Linked DNA regions of Homo sapiens: region 1 is linked to region 2. A link is a loop called in an ENCODE intact Hi-C map of the cell type or tissue named here. Cell type or tissue: Panc1. All regions are shown on one strand. Links, peaks and the distances in the headings refer to the core of each region. The heading gives the core; the rest is flanking DNA. Region 1 has its middle 250 kb from the start of ARRDC3. Region 2 has its middle 120 kb from the start of ARRDC3.

The links. A loop is a pair of places that touch in the nucleus more often than their neighbours do. Peaks named below come from ENCODE experiments on the same cell type or tissue, not always from the same donor. Only the 100,000 strongest peaks of a DNase experiment are listed, where the experiment ranks them.
Region 1: it touches region 2 in a loop (4-fold over the local background); 17 of 110 quality-filtered maps call a loop at or near these places.

The regions. Positions count from the first base shown.
Region 1 is chr5:91,635,049-91,637,974 of GRCh38, forward strand. No RefSeq gene overlaps it. Among named protein-coding and RNA genes, the nearest start is that of ARRDC3, 250 kb to the left of the region's middle. In Panc1, for the core only: CTCF peaks have their summits at 1,496 and 1,697; no DNase peak of the experiment used is centred there; H3K27ac peaks cover 555 bases.
Region 2 is chr5:91,498,494-91,501,419 of GRCh38, forward strand. No RefSeq gene overlaps it. Among named protein-coding and RNA genes, the nearest start is that of ARRDC3, 120 kb to the left of the region's middle. In Panc1, for the core only: CTCF peaks have their summits at 1,616 (motif pointing right) and 1,817; a DNase peak (open chromatin) is centred at 1,648; H3K27ac peaks cover 1,107 bases.

The sequences.
Region 1 (2,926 bases), core at 303-2,802, 140 kb after region 2:
AAATTTTAAAAAGTTCTCATTAACAAAATATTAATCACAATTTTAAAAAGAAAAAGAAAATGCCAATTTCTTTCCGAGTTTTTCAGATACTGATTTTTTTTCTAGAAAATGAAATGACTTGGCGCTGTTTATTAGTGCTAGCTCTGGGTTCCTAAAGAGATCTTTGCATATTATACTAAGGATATGATTAAACTGGAGACTCTGATTTTAGAGCTGTTGACAGCTGAGCCAGTATTGCCTTTCACCAGCTAATTATTATTTTCAGGGGGAGTCACTATTAGAAGAAAAATTCATGTTTCTGTTCTTACCTTCTTTTCAATAAGCACTAAGAAGGTTCATTTTCAGAGACATCCTTGCTACGCTGAGACTTGTTTAAAAGTGAAGCAAAGAACAGTTGCAAAAAGAATATTCAAATATGAAGATTCTTGATGAAACTTGAGTCATAAAAACTTGAGCCTCAAAACAATGTTTTAAGAATGATGATCTCAATCTCGATGTAAAACTTTTGCTATTTGAATTAGAAAAATATAATTTGTGCTGTAGCTCATTATAGTACTTATAAAACTATAGATTAACTAAATTTTTCCACATAAATCACATTGCTGACAAATTGTTTGTATATACTTTTGCTATCTGAGATTAATTAAGCATATTGTTTTCCAAAGTTCTTCAAGTTTGCATGCCACACTGTATTTTTGGTAAAATCATATAAGGTAATCCTTCAAGTGAGAACTCCTAATTTTTGGTCATTTCATAAGTTTTCTAGTTTATGTATCAATTTGGTATAGACTGTACAAGAGTATATATTTGAGATACTTGAGACATTCAACTTATTCCTATTTTAATTCATCTATACCCTGGCATTTCTGTAATATATCTTAAACAAAAATAGAATTTAAAAAACTAGAAGTCACTTCTGTTAAGAATTGGAGCACAAGAAGAAAGTCAATTAAATCATTTTTTTAAAAAAGTTAATGCCAAGTTACTTTTCTCTGAAAATATGTCTTCAATATTGTAGAGTTGAATTTGATTTAAAAATCATGCAGTTATTCTAATGAAGGTTTGATGTGGGTTTAATTTAATGACATCATTAAACTATATAGAATGTGTAGCTTTCATTACTGTCAGTTATTTTTTATTTAATTCAAATAAAAGCAACTTTGATTTCAAATTCCATATCATTATTCCTTTTTTAAGTCTTGTGAAAATTACAAATGACACATTCTTAATGAAAGTTTTGCTGAGCATCTACATTATAACCTTTACAAAGGATGATGTAAAAAATAAAAAGGCTTGGAATCTGATAAGACAAGGTGGACTTTTACATTCAAACGGTTCGGATTCTAATTCTGTTAGAGTGAATTGAGTTGACTCATAATTCTGCTTATGGATTGCAGACTTGTGCTTATGAGAGGCTTACTGTCAGATTGGGTTGCATCTGGCTGCCTTTTCAAGTTTCCTGAAAACAGCAGTATGAGCTTGTGATGTTCATTCTGTACCACCAGAGTGCGTGGGGTGGTCGTATGCTCAATCCATAACTGCTTCTTGAAGCACAGGGTAGAACACTTTTCCCCTTTTAATATTATAAAGACTAAAGTGCTTTTTAAGAAAGAAGATCTAAAATTTGAAACAAGACATGTAAGTAAAAGCTGTCCAAGGCAACTTTAAATTATGTGATTCACACTTACGCCAGATGCTGCTAGAGAAATTCCTTGGTTTCTCATTAACATGGAGCAGTCCCCTTAGACTTCACACATAGTGGCCACTCACAAGCACATACACATTCATGCAAATGTTAGGAACGATCAACTGCATGCTTCCAACTGTACAAGTTCCAACAGAAGAGATTTGAGAAAATTCATTTTAAGGAGATGAGCTGCCATTAAAAATTTGTCATTACTTTCCTCAATCTACTTGGCTAAAGCCTCAATATACTTGGAATGAATATCCTTAATGAACTTGGCTAATTGTTTTGTGATGTCATTTCTGAGTTTACTCAAAATCCATTTAGAAAAGCATTGCTTAGACATAGGTAAAATTCAGAATTTTCTTCCCAGGTGAAACTATAATGATAAAATGTTAATTTCTGTTTATAACTACTTTAGTACAGGGAATATTTAGATTTATAGAACCATGGCTTCAATCTTCACATGAAAATTTATATTCACATTTTAAACTTATATTTTATTTTTATTTTTCAATCATAAATAAATTATTCTCTGTTCCTTAGTTTATAGATTGATCTTCAGTTTTCCTTTTATTCGCTTGTCTATTCGCATGGTCATTTACTGGGTTTATACGTGGTCATTTTTTGAGTCCTATGAGTAGGCAGTTTTGATAGGACCTAACTCTTCAATTGCAGTTTAAAGTTAGGTCACATTTGGCTGGCTAGTGTTAAGTCCAGGATGTTTCTGTCCAGAAAGTATAGAGAGCTCTTTTTCTTTCTCTTTAGTAAACAAAAATCATAAAACAAACTGGACACTGAATTAGGTATGTCATAAATATGCATATTTCTATACTAAAAATGTTCTTTCTTTCTTCCATTTAACCAAAATCGATAATGTAAGGCAGCTCAAATCTTTATATTAGTTTGAATTTCTATCTTGTATCTATTTACCTATCTGTAATGTGTGTGTTTATAACCCACTTGCTTTTTTTCCTCCTTGGCTCTAAGGAGAAAACACTTTTGTATCAGTTAATAGGTGAAATAAAATCTACTTTTTTATAGTAAATATGCTGAACGCATAGCTTTTTGTGAGTGAAAGTTTAACATTCCATAATGTAGGAGAGACTGTGCTCTATGTTAAAGTTATTTTGCTTTGAAAGAGAATGTAATCACTGTGAGGGTAAGGATATCATGCAATTTCTTTTGTTATAGTCCTTGTATAGTCACAACTCTACTTATAACGGGTATTGAACCTTTGAC
Region 2 (2,926 bases), core at 281-2,780:
CTACCTGAAGGCATCTTTATATGGAAACGAGGGGTCAAGGAGAAGATTTTCCACTAATAATGACTGGAAAATGTCTATTCATTTACTGTCAGATGTTTGAAAACCATGGTTTCATCAAAGAAAATTGATCTGTGGGTTGAAGGTGGACTGAGAAGCTGCCATTTATACCCTTGCCTAAGGGAATGCCATACACCTGAACTTCACAACGTCCAAACTTCAAAATTATAAACAGCTGGTGTCTGCTGAGTACCTATTATATGAAACTGTTCAGTGCTGGACCCTGGGTCCTGCCCTAAAGCAGTGTAAAATCTAGTTGGAAGGGGTATTAGTGAAACAAGGCAGGTCATGTCAAGAACCAAATAGCTGCTCTAGGAACTGGAGAAAGGAGAAATGTAAGAGACATTATTATTAAGGCAGCCTTTCTTTCTGGGAGAGGATATACTTCAGCTGGGCCCAGAAGAAAGGGTATTCTAACCAAAGGGAGCAGCTTGGCTGTGTAAATTTACAAACTGAGTAAAGTTACACAGCTTGGCATATATGTTGAATATTTGGGAACTGGCAGGATATTTGTCTGCTTGTGAATTCAGTGGAAGAAAATTACCAAAGCAAACTACCAAACACATTAAACAATCTCTCCGGACCAAGCTCTGTGGTGCTTCTTATGCATCATCCAATTTAATCCCCCGAAAACTCTATGAGGTAAGGATTAGCTCCATTTCATCAGTAAGATAGCTAAAATTTATAGAGGTTAAACAATGTTTCCTGGTCACATAGATCACATTTAGGAGATAAGAATAAAATCTACGTCTATTTAAATTCAAATTTCATGATCTTAGCATCTGTAATATTGTGAAGCCAAGGAAAGAAAGGCTGGGCATGAAGAGGCTTAGGGACCTGTCCCCGGGTTTGTTCAGTTGCTCTGGAGGAAGAAGAAAGTAAAATGAGGTTGCTATTAAGCTGGTTTTGCGTGTGGTAAAGTATTTGCTCACATGCTGAACAACATTTTTTAAAAAAACAGTTTTTAGTTTTTTGAGACAGAGTCTGGCTCCGTCGCCCTGGCTGGAGTGCAGTGGCACGACCTCGGCTCACAGCAAACTCTGCCTCCCGGGTACAAGAGATTCTCCTGCCTCAGCCTCCCAAGTAGCTGGGACTACAGGCGCACCCCACCACATCCAGCTAATTTTTGTGTTTTTAGTAGAGATGGGGTTTTGCCATGTTGGCCAGGCTGATCTCCAACTCCTGACCTCGGGTGATCTGCCCGCCTCAGCTTCCTAAAGTGTTGGGATTACAGGCATAAGCCACCGCACCCAGCGTGAACGATTATTTTGAATCACCTATGTTATTAACTTATAGCATAAGGAATGGGTAAAGAACCTGAGTACAGCAAATACAAGACTTGATCTTGTATCTTTTCACCTTACGCAGGCAAGACAGAAAAGCCAGCAAATGGGTGTTAAACAGTATAAAAGCTAATCACCTAAGGACACACAGAGTGGTAGAAGCAATCAGGAAAGGTCTTCCCACACTTACATAGAGATGGAAGATCCTCATTGAAATAACATCATTTTTAATGGATCAATTTCTACTTTTATACTAAATAGGAACACATTCGCTAGTATAACCGTTTATCACCACTAGATGTCACTGTAAGACTAAAGTTAAATTGCTGCACCTCCTTCCCAGCCCTCTCTTTTCAGATTTTTTTTTTTTTTTCAGTGAAAAAGTGGATTAAGAAGAAGAGATGAAGAGATACATGATGATACTGGTGGTTGGGGGGAGTTAAAAAATGGAGTGCTTTTATCCTAAACAGATCTCTTATTCTACTGTGTTTCCTTTTGCAGAACATTATATCACTTGTAGAAAAATAAGGTAACTTCCAGTAAATCTATTTAGAGTTAATATTTTTAGTTTTGGATTAAGAATGTACTAATTCACTCAAAAGTAGCCACAGCTTTAGATCTAGACTTTAGTTGTCCATTTGTGATAGTATTTTAAATTGTAGTTTTAATAAAAAGAAAGCAGACATAAGACAGTGTCCTCTGACTACTGCCGTCTACATTTATGAGAACAGTATATCTTCATGGTGATAAGGTGTTGGTGAGATATTCTTCTGATTTTATGGTCTCACTGAGTGTAATAGAAGGAAGCTCAGCTATCTTTATGAATGCCATTTTATTCAAAGATATCTTGCTTTGTTAAAATCCACAGAATTTTATTGCCTAAATTATGTGATGAAGATTTCTCAAAAGGAAAAAAATCTTTTTCCTTCCTGTTATAGTCCTTACATTATTATGTAGATTTTACTGTGGATAAAATATTCTGAATTTTGGAATTCTGTTTTCACTTTTTGATATTTTAGAATGTTAATGTAACTTTACAACTATTTCCTTCATTCCAATGGTTTTGTCATGTTGTGTCTCTGTCCTGACCTGTGACTTCTTCACCTCCTTCCTTTTCCCGGATCCTCTCCGCTCTCCACAGCCCTGACTCCCTGATAAAGTCTTTCCATTGCAAGGAGCCTTTCCATTTTATCTATTGCTTGCATGCCTTGCTTTTTGCTTTTCCGTACTTTTTTAGCTCTTCTAAATTTAGTTTCTAATGAAGTCCTATACTTTTCTTACCAGCTTTTTTTTCCAGAATGGCCTCTATTAGCTCTTTATCTTTGATGACAATAAAGCTCTTTATCTTTGATAACAATAAAGAACATGAAAATAATAATGGCTTATTTCCCCCAGCCTCTCTTTCTCATAATGTTTGTGACCACATGGCACCAAGTAACTGGTTGAGAAACCAGTTTGGTTGACCAGTTACTAGTTTTTACTACTTCCTATCAAATACTTATTTGGGTTGGTGTTTATTCCTGGTGAAAAGACTGGATGTTTGGATTCATATGGACATAGCCTTTGTCTCATCCCATTTCTTACAG